Linked DNA regions of Homo sapiens: region 1 is linked to region 2. Evidence: chromatin loops called from intact Hi-C (ENCODE). Cell type or tissue: CD4-positive, alpha-beta T cell. All regions are shown on one strand. Links, peaks and the distances in the headings refer to the core of each region. The heading gives the core; the rest is flanking DNA. Region 1 overlaps LINC02295 (long intergenic non-protein coding RNA 2295). Region 2 has its middle 270 kb from the start of LINC02914.

Region 1 (5,384 bases), core at 130-5,129, 300 kb before region 2:
ATATGCATTCAAGTAGCTGAGATGATGAAGAAAGGATGGATCTTAATATTCTCCATAATTAATGCTCTCTATATTGGATGGGGTCTGATTTCCTCCAGGTTAGGGGTGACGGGAGACAGTGATCACTGAGTCTAGCTGGCTCAATGTCAGTAAGAACTGCTGCTATCTCTCTTGTTTGCACAAAAACCTGACATTCTGCCTTTGCCATAGAATTGTCTGCCATAGAATGAAATACAGCAGAAACCTGTATTTCATTCATCACCTCAGCTCTTACAAAGCTGAAATTGTATTTAAAAATTAAAAATGAAACAGAAATACAAGTGCCAAAGAGTGCACAGCACAAAAATATTCATCCATGCAAGGGAGGAATTATCTCTTTCACTTTTACCTCCCAAGCAGGCTCCTCCCGCTCCCCGCATCACTCCTTATCCTTTTACCCTGCTCTGTGCTTTATAGGACTTATTCCCACCTGATATATCATCTATTTCATTTGGGGTTTTGTTTGCTTGTTTGTTTTGCTATATACCATTACTTTCTCCCTCTTTTCAATACAGTGTCTTTGCTCACTGCCCCATCCCCTAACCTACCATGTTACAGGTGCTCAAAAAATATTTTTTTGAATAAATGAATCTCAACTCACTCCAGTTTTCCTACTGGTGGCATGTCACCGATCTAGTTATTCTGTCTTATAAGTTCATCTAGGCCACTAAGCTGGCATGATCATAGTATTAAAGGCAATTCAAAAAAGAGAGAGAGAAAAAAATACAGGGAGAAAGAGGAAAGTAATAGGAAATTGAGTATAAAGGCATTCAATCCAGCATTATCAGCTTTATAAATTATATGTCAATGTCTGTAGACTCCACGTATCTTATAGCTTAAATTTTAATTTGGGGTGTTTTTTTGTGGAATCCACCACGGTAAGGGCAGAGCAAGATTTTAATGGCCAAAGGCTATTTGCAGATTTGCTTGCAAAATTGCCAATTTCAAATATATTACAGAGAATTTGGACAAGACTGAAATATATTTGCAATGAGTCAAATATAGAGTTTATTTTTAAAAACATACTTTGATTAATTTCAGGTACCTAATTATCTCCTCAATTTAACAACTACTTCTGTTTAAATGACAGCTTTTAAAATATTTGACTCTAATAAACCTCCCCTGAAAACTTGTTATGCTATTAATTTGATAATACTTTTTGTAAATGGAATGTTCATTTGGTAAAGACAACTCAGTGTGTGTCTAAAAAAGTCAATCCTTGCAAGAATATGATACAAAATAGTATTTTACTATCTCACTACTAAAATGACTGTACTGAGTGTCCATCCCCTCTGCTCTGATGGTGTAGGGTGATGTTTCTTTGAGGCTGGGGATTGGATGACCATCCCAGCTGAAGCCTATCCAAAGCCCCCAAGTCTCTAAGGACTCCTATTGTAGAAGTGATTCTCACTGCAGTCCAGTCTCATACCCAAAGACAAGTTGAGAAACTCAGACTTCTACCCTTTTCCACGTGTTCTTGACAATAATGAAAAAGATGTTTGTAGTATCTAGATATGTCTTCCTTTCATAAAATCATCATTTGATGGTCAGCAACTAGAGAAGACTACAGAGAAACTGTGACTAAGAACAAATGGACTTCTCCTTTCCCATGAGATGTGGTATGTTGAGTGGCCACTTGGGAGTCAGGTTTAGATTCTGAGCTTAGTTCTGCCAATGACTGTTGTGTTCAAGTCCTTGTAGCTACATCTGTAGAATGAGAATATGGGACTAGCATTAATATTTTATCAGTTTATGAAGGTAAAAAAAAAATCATGGTGGACCATCTCTTAGACTTGTAAATTCAAGCCAGCAAGCATTTATGCATTGGACATTCTGTGCCAGGCCAGTTTATAGTCCCTCTGCTAAGTGGAATTAAAATATACAATACACATATGTGTATGCCCATGTGCACACACACTCACACACAAGACAGTGGCTGCCTGCAGGAGGATTGCAATCTTCAGGATGCTGTCAATTGGAAAGATAGTATCATATAGAAGAAAAAAAGTAGACTTCTGGGATTCAGATCTCAACTCCACCCATCAGCATCTCTGCCCTGGCGGGCAAGTTGCTTATTTGACCCAGAGTATCCTCAGCTGAAGAATAAATGGAGATAGGAATGTATACATTATGAGGTCATTACAGAGATTAACATAGACTTTTTTTTTTTTTTTTTTTTTTTGAGACAGAGTCTCACTCTGTTACCAGGCCGGAGTGCAGTGGCAGGATCTCGGCTCACTGCAACCTCCACCTCCCGGGTTCAAGTGATTCTCCTGCCTCAGCCTCCTGAATAGCTGGGACTACAGACACACACCACCACACCCAGCTATTTTTTTTTTTTAATTTTTAGTAGAGACGGGGTTTCACTATATTGGCCAGAATGGTCTCAACCTCTTGACCTCGTGATCCACCCACCTCGGCCTCCCAAAGTGCTGGAATTACAGGCATGAGCCACTGTGCCTAGCCAACGTAGTCTTTTTTAATAGACCATAATATATAATACTCTTATGCACACAGTAGGTGCTTGGTAAAGAGTGGTTGTGATGACTGTAATGATGACAATGATGGCAATGGAGATAGAAGGTTCTAGATTGAATCTTCCCATAAATGAGTTTGCCAGGACAATAGGAAATTGCAGCTCAGAAGCTGTAACTCAGGGACCTGAAGGCTATGAGTCACCACTTTGCTTCGTGCCTGTCAGTTCATTTTTGAGAATCCACAGAAATAGAAATGTTCTATCAGACCAACTTGGATTGCCATCTGGCCCACACATTTTCCTGGCACGGCCCGAAGGCCAGCACTGCTCTTCTCCCCTCCAAGCAAAACCCCAAGTTTAGCAGAACAAAATCTGCTGCTGAAATGCATCAAGCACGGCATCGGTTCATTATCACAATTAGCATATTAGTAGTAGTTATAAGGCAATTAATGTTAATAATAATTGAATCTGTGTTAAGGTCATTAATATAACTACTAGTTATTATAAATGGCTAGTATCCTATTTAATAAAAACAGAAACAGTAATAGGGAGTGCTTCATACTTTTCAAATGGCTTTCACATTTCTTCAGCTCACTGAGACTTCTTTGGAGATATTATTATCCTTAGTTTCTCTTTGGGGAAATTGAGGTTTGAAAAGTTAAGAGACTTATCCCAGATAATAAACTAACATGCAGAAAATTTGGAATTAGGAATTCCACCTTTCGACCACTGGGGTAGCAAGCCCTGGAGTTTGAGTAGAGAGAGGAGAGACATGTTCATCAAGTAAAGCACTATTTGGCACAACCACTGAGTATCACAGGATGCCAGGACCGGAAGAACTTTGGTGTCCATCAGATTCAATGCTTTTATTATACAAGTGAGGAAACTGAGGCCCAGAAAGATGAATTATTCCCCTCCAGTGAATAGCGTTGTGATACAAATTTCAAATTAATTTTTATGTCAGAGTCCCTTTATGTAGTCTCACTCTTGAGCCCCCGAAGTGACCTATTTAAAAATTTTCCTGTGAGCTGAAAACCAGATAATCAAGTTTGGTAAAAGTGTGTATTAACTTATCGATTTAGCTCTAAAACATACCTAGTTGTATTTCCCAACATGTGTCTCTTTTAATTCTGTGGCATAGTATTAGTTATTTTGTTAGGATTCCTTGGATAATTACATGTGAAATATACTGGGTTAAAATGTGACTTACACAGTCTCTGTTTTTGTTTTTATTACTGACCTTTTTATTTTTTTCCTGTGTTTCCATCCATGTTTGACCATAACATTATTTGCTCTCAGAAAACTCCTTGAGACTCATGTTTAATAGATCACAAAATTTGGGGAACTTGAGGGCAGTGGGATCTCTTGCAGGGCTTTCATGCATTTATTTGTAGCAGGTATTTCTGATATCTGAAAGTCTGCTGGGTTTGCTTCTGAGTGTGTGACCAATTTATGTCAGATTAAGGTCTGAAAATATCAACTGCAGATATGAGGGGAATCATAGCAATCTTGTTTTATTTTAACTCACAAGGACATTAGCAGCCACCGAATCCATGCTATGGGAGATGATTCCAAACTTCTTTTTCAGCCCTAAACCCCTAATGAGTGGCAGTCGTCCTCAATCACTGTTTACTAAGTGCCTACAATGTGCCACTTTTCCACCATTTCTGGCTATTTTTGGCTCCTTCTGGATCTGGGTGTCCTGCGGTGAGACACCTGAGGAGGAGGCATGCACAGAAGGGAGAGTATTTATAGGTTTGGGGCTTTGAAATTAGGTAGTTGTACTGGAGCAAATAATTTCTAACAATATCATAATCTCTGAAGGTGGCCAGATAAATAAAGCTGTGAGTGAAAGCAGTCATTTCTTCTACGTCTCCCGGATTGTGTAGCTACTGGAAAAAAAAATTCTTATTGAAGAAAATTAAGAATAATTAGAGAAGAAATGAGAAAAGTCAAAAGGATTTGGCCAAAAGCTTGGTAACATTTGCAATTTTCCTCCGAGAGACGTTCGTTTTACTAGTAACCCTTAAAATGCACAGGCTTTGAGATGGAGGAGTTAGTTCTTACTGATCTAAAGTTTGGCTTCAGCTGTGTCAGTCTCAAAAATCTGTTTGTTTGTTTTATAAGTTTTTAGGAAAAAAATATTGACTTTGAAAATTGCATGAGAATAAAAAGTCCAGTGAACAATAACTTTCTTTCTCAAAGACCTATACATATGGATTTTTTAATTTTGCATTCAGGACCACATTTTCAGCCGCTTTTCCTCCCCCAGCCTCCTCTTTAAATATGTAAAACTCTGCATGCCTCTAATTGTTCCTTCAGTTGTCCACTTGCACCTTCAAATTATGGGACAAGTGGCCAATTGGGCCTGCAATTGGCTAATTGCACCGACAATTAGCCAATTGTGGGTATAATTAGCTGCATGTAGAATTAATCATATGCATAAAGTGGGCGTCCACTCTTTGAAATCATAGAACTAAATGTGTTCTAGATGCACATCTGTACTCGGGCACAAAAGGGACACAGGCGAGAATCCTGGATGAATCACTGTTAAGAGAATCATTAAAACAAATCTGGTGCTTGGTTAAAAACGCCACATGATTCAATTCTGAATATTAGGTCTACTTGCTTTCTTTATAAGGAGCTTGGTATGGACAAGGCAAAGAAGATAAAATTCTTTCATCAGAAGCCTTCTGCAAGAAAATGTCGTGGCGGCTGTCACCATCCAATTGCATTTTTTAAAAAATTAAATGGTTGGATTTATGATACAGTTGGCCAGTTGTAGCAGGTGGACTCTGTCACTCGAGTCTCCATAAGGAATTACATTCAGTTTGGTCCAAATACTTGCCACAGTGAGACATGTTCCATC
Region 2 (5,384 bases), core at 116-5,115:
ATTCCCCGTATTACAAGAGAGGATCTCTGAGCTTAGGAAACCCAAATGTTTTATAATTAACAGTAAGGCTGCTAGCTCTTTCCTCTAGAGGGAAACACTATCCTATAAACAACTTTAGACAGATAGACCTGAACAAGGAGCAGTCAGTGCCTTATTCATAAGATGTGCAGAAACACAAGAAACACATAACCTTTTCCAATATAAGGCATGTATCTAAGGTCATGAATGGCAAGATTGGACCCAAATTGGGATACTGTAGAGCCCACATGCTAACCACCAGGCTCTGCTTTCTCCCAAGCTCTCAGGGCACCTGAAAGATGAGGGTGGCTAAGAGAGGACTCATGCAAAGTCAGCGGCTCTCTGGGGCCATTGGTGTCTTGGGCTATGCATCTAACCTGCCTCTCATTACCCCAGGGGCAGAGGGTCTGCTGCAATTAGCAGGCCAGAGACAGGAGTTTGGGAGTGAACTGGGCTATGAAGGAATAGAAATTGAGACCCAGAAGAACGATGGCAAGGCATGGTGACAGGGAGCAGAGAGTGGGAGTGAAGACAGGGCTGGGAAACCCTTCTGCTGGAGTCCTTCCCCTACATCTCAGTCCGAGCTGCATGGCTTGTGGAAGGCCCCTGGGTTTGAAGGGTCAGGTCTGAGAAGACCACTGTGAAATACAGGTGAAATACAGCTGATTAAAGGTGAAAGACCTGTCAGGCAAAGAGCATCATAGGATCTGCAGGTTTGGGAACTGAGGGCACAGCCTGACCCTGGCTGTCCATTCCTTCAATGGGTGAAATCTCGGCTCTGGTGACACTGGGTGTGGGTACAGCTCAGGAGGACCTTTCAATGGCTGGGGCTCAGTGTTTAACAAAGTTCTAATCTAGGTTAGGGCTCAATGCTGAGGGCTCTTTGGAGTAAAATCATCTCTTTATTAATGAGATCCAACCCTATCTCTCTGATAGAAATGATGGGAAAAGGTGCCCCTTTGGTGCTATTCAAATGAAAGAGTGAGAACAGTGGGTGTTTTTAAAACTCTCTCCCTATCATAGGAGGATGGAGCTCATTAGTGAGGGGAATGATTTTGCTGGGGAAAGGCTGTTACAATAAGAAAACATAACCTACTCAAGATGAGCCAGATCCAAGTCAATTAGGCTGGGAAAAAGATGGTAGGGAGAGGGAGAGAGAGAGAGAGAGTGAGCTTCAAAAATACCACCTCTTTCCTTCCATTCATTTGAATAACAGCAAGGGGACACTTTAGTTTTTTAATCATTTTTTTAGTTGAATCACTCTGGATCTCATTAATATAGAAATGATTTCACTTAAAAGACCTGGTGTTAAATTCCTGTTCAACTGAGATTAACCAAATCAAACATGATTTGACCAAAAAAGAAAAGTCTAAAGTATTCTATCTATTGCTAATACATTACAATCTGACTTTAAACTTATAAAAAGGATACACATGATATTTTTCATTCAGCTCCTTTTGATGTATCTGGAATACATTTTCCTAGGTAAACTGGTATTGAAATTCACAATGAAATGTGGTTAGCCACTTGAAGTTACTGAAAAAGAAGGGATTCAAATAATTTACATATGTGTGAGAAGGGGATCTGGCACATAATGTAAACCATAGAGGAAGAATATCTTCCACTGGGGACATATTTTCCTGGACTATTCCAGGAATCTTCATTTCATTAACCTTGCCGGGCCACAATTACTTTATGCTGTCAGGTGAATACTCTGAATCTGAAAGTGGCTCAACCTCAGCACTATTGACATTTGGGGCCCAAATGCATGGAACCCTTTGCTGTGGGGCCTGTCCTGGGCATTACAGGATGTTTAGCAGTATCCCCGACCTCCACCCATTAGGTGCTAGTAGCAGCACCCACCCAATGTGACAACCAAAAATGTCTCCAGACTGCAAAATATCCTCAGGATTGGGGGCAAAACTGCTTCCCCACCCCCGGGGACATCACCCCCCGCCCCACCTCATTGATAACCATGCTTTGAAGGTCATCTTGGCAAGGAAGCTAGAAGCTAAAGGAAGCACAGTGCATAGAACAATACATGTGCCTGGGTGCAACTGATGGTCCTAACTTTGTTCCAGAAGTTCCTCTGGAGAACCTTGACTTGCCTCCTTGCCTCCAACCTGCATGCTGCTCTAGTTTGCTTTCTACTCTCCCTCCATGGTAATTTTACTAAAGGGCTCTTTTCACCTCACCTTTGCTGGGTACCTCTGGGCAGGAAGTGGGGGTGGCATTCTGAGGTCACTCACTCTCTGAAAAACAACCAGGTGTGGCAAAGAACAGAGCCTTTAAAAACAGCCATGGCAGAGTTGGAGTCTCGGCTCTTTCATTTCCTAGATAGAAAGTCTTAGACGAATGCTTAACCTGCTTGAGAGTAAATAAAGCTGTTACCACAGATATACCCAAGGCAAAGAGACAGAGAGAAAGAAGAGAAGTAGTCTAGCTTCTCCCTTCCACCTGCTGCCAGGTTGCTTGCCCAGGGCTGTCAATGGCCACATTCAGGTGGAAAGCAGCTGACCAGTGTAAAACCTGGAGAAGAACCAGCAAAAGTCAACCCTCCCAGAGAGAGAGCTCAATGAGGCCCAAGCGAGGACTGGGTCTGAACACAAAGTGGGCCTAGAACCAGTGCCAACATCCAACAACAGGGATATGTGCTCGTTTTACAATTTTGTCTTTTTATAGTGGTTTCCCTGACTCTTCTGAGTTATGAACTGCTGTTGATAGTTGAGTCCAATACACCATCAGGAACAAACCATGGTAGTCACAGCATTATTAGTTACTGGATGTTCTGAGCCAACTAGAACCAGAACCAGATTCAAGAGAGCCTTGGACACATCCTCGTATGATTCCACTGGAAGAGCTTCCTGGGATGGAGAAGGGACCCTGCTGACATAAGGCTCTAAGGCAGGGATGGGCAAACTTTCTCTGTACAGGGCTAGCTAGAAATACAAGGCTCTGCCAGCCATACTATAGCTGCTGCAACTACTCAGTTCTACTGTTGTAACGCAAAAGTAGCTGTAGACAGTACCCAACCAAATGGATGTAGTTCTGTTCCAATAAAACTTTATTTACAAAAACAATGGGCTGGACTTGGCCCGATGGATGTAGTATGGCCATCCCTGCTCTGTGGGGCTAAACAATGTAGTCCTACGGCTCCAAAGATAGCAGCTTAATTGGATTGTCTTGCTTGCATGAAATCACTTATTTGGAGCCATTATTTAAGGGAAGGTAAGTTCCAGTTTATAAAATACTTTTTGTTCAATGGTTTATGTTTAGTGTAAATGTAGAGTTATATTATTCACAGTTAAAAATACAGCACTGATCAGGAGATTATTAAAAATGATTTAAATGGAGAGACAGACCTAATTGCACAGGAAAAAAAATAATTTTCCACAGGGTATATACTTCTTCTCTTGTAGAAAAGCACGCCAGTTTCCTTGGCAAATTCACAGCCCGGCACTCCGACGTTCTTAGCATTCATGCACGCTACCAATGGATTTACAATTGCAAATCAGCCCTGTATGGGAGCTGGTGATATGTTAGACTGTGTTTATTACATCTCTTGTGTGCCTGTACATTCGTGTGATGCTCACTCTTTCTCCTCCCAGAACAATTAGCAATGGGTCGACCTCCTATTGTTGTATTAGCGTAGGGTCTGTAATGTGGGAAGGAACTGGGCTTCTTCTCACTCTCCCTCCACAGTATCCCCTGTCTTTCCAGCTAGCAAGCAGCTTTCTCTCACAGGAACACAAGAAGAGCAGCTTTCTTTTAGATCTGTCTCCACCTAGGATGTTTAAGGAGCTCTAAATCAGTGCACCATGCACCAGCTGGTCTGAGAAGGTACACGGAATCCACAGCCATGTTCCCATCTCTGCTTGCATAATGCCTGTCCTGCAGCTCCTCCCACACCCCTGCCAGCAATCAGCATTCAATTCCCTTTATCTCCTGTCCTCTGGGGCCCATCTCAGCTTTCCCTTTAAAGATTCAAGTTGGGTTGGCTGCCCTGACTTTGCCTTATTCAGGATGAGCGATACAGCTTGGAGGGTGGGGTGTGGGTTTTGGTCTCAGACAGATCCAGTTTCCAATCCCAGCTCACTGTGTGACTTTAGGCAAAATACGCTACCTCAGTTTCCTCATTAGTAAAATGGGAGTAATGACACCTGTTATAAGCTGAATTGTGCCCCTGCCTCTCAATTCATATGTTGAAGAAGATGACCTTAGAGTGTGCCTGTATTTGTAGATAGGGCCTTAAAGATGTAATTAGGTTAGAATGAGGTCCTCAGAGTGGGCCCTAGGTCAACCTCACTTGAAGACATGTGAGGACATGAAGACTTGAAAACCATGTGAAGACACAGACAAAAACACAGCCATCTACCACCCAAGGAGAGAGACCTCAGAAAAAAATCAACCTTGCTGACACCTTAATCTTGAACATTTAGACTTTGGAGCTACAAGAAAATCAATTTCCATTGTGTAAACCCCCCAGTCTGCTGTACCTTGTTATGAAGGTACCCTTATTATGAAGGTTCCCAATAAGATTCAGTTTCTAGGATCTTATTGGGTAGTTGTTGCCCACAAGCTCAAGATGTTTCCTGTTTCTCAGGAATTTTTCCCCCAGTTGTGACCACTTACCTTATAATGCCTGAGGAGCCCACCTGACAATCACAAGACAGTCATCTGGGAATCATCTGATCTTCTTCGGGGCCCTTTCTTGTCCTGCTCTTATCTGCCAATCTACCTATTATAACAGTGGGAAGCAGGACCAAGCATGGTAACTTTCACTCGTGTCCATGTGAAGAGACCACCAAACAGGCTTTGTGTGAGCAACAAGGCTGTTTATTTCACCTGGGTGCAGGCGGGCTGAGTCTGAAAAGAGAGTCAGCAAAGGGAGATAGGGGTGGGGCCATTTTATAGGATTTGGGTAGGTAAAGGAAAATTACAGTCAAAGGGGGTTGTTCTCTGGCGGGCAAGGGTGGGGGGGTCACAAGGTGCTCAGCGGGGGAGCTTTTGAGTCAGGATGAGCCAGGAGAAGGAATTTCACAAGGTAATGTCATCAGTTAAGGCAGGAACAGGTCATTTTCACTTCTTTTGTGGTGGAATGTCATCAGTTAAGGCAGGAACCAGCCATCTGGATGTGTATGTGCAGGTCACAGGAGATATGATGGCTTAGCTTGGGCTCAGAGGCCTGACATTCCTGTCTTCTTATATTAATAAGAAAAATAAAATGAAATAGTTGTAAAGTGTTGGGGTAGCGAAAATTTTTTGGGGGTGGTATGGAGAGATAATGGGAGATGTTTCTCAGGGCTGCTTCAAGCGGGATTAGGGGTGATGTGGGAACCTAGAGTGGGAGAGATTAAGCTGAAGGA

What was found. A loop is a pair of places that touch in the nucleus more often than their neighbours do. Peaks named below come from ENCODE experiments on the same cell type or tissue, not always from the same donor. Only the 100,000 strongest peaks of a DNase experiment are listed, where the experiment ranks them.
Region 1: it touches region 2 in a loop (2.3-fold over the local background); 5 of 110 quality-filtered maps call a loop at or near these places.

The regions. Positions count from the first base shown.
Region 1 is chr14:98,142,409-98,147,792 of GRCh38, forward strand. The region is part of intron 2 of LINC02295 (long intergenic non-protein coding RNA 2295); the gene reads left to right. The region is part of intron 1 of LOC105370655 (a long non-coding RNA gene); the gene reads right to left. Among named protein-coding and RNA genes, the nearest start is that of LINC02295, 9.1 kb to the left of the region's middle. In CD4-positive, alpha-beta T cell, for the core only: no CTCF peak of the experiment used is centred there; no DNase peak of the experiment used is centred there; H3K4me3 peaks cover 408 bases; H3K27ac peaks cover 429 bases.
Region 2 is chr14:98,441,997-98,447,380 of GRCh38, forward strand. No RefSeq gene overlaps it. Among named protein-coding and RNA genes, the nearest start is that of LINC02914, 270 kb to the right of the region's middle. RefSeq lists an enhancer at 3,667-4,168. In CD4-positive, alpha-beta T cell, for the core only: no CTCF peak of the experiment used is centred there; a DNase peak (open chromatin) is centred at 2,255; H3K27ac peaks cover 1,258 bases.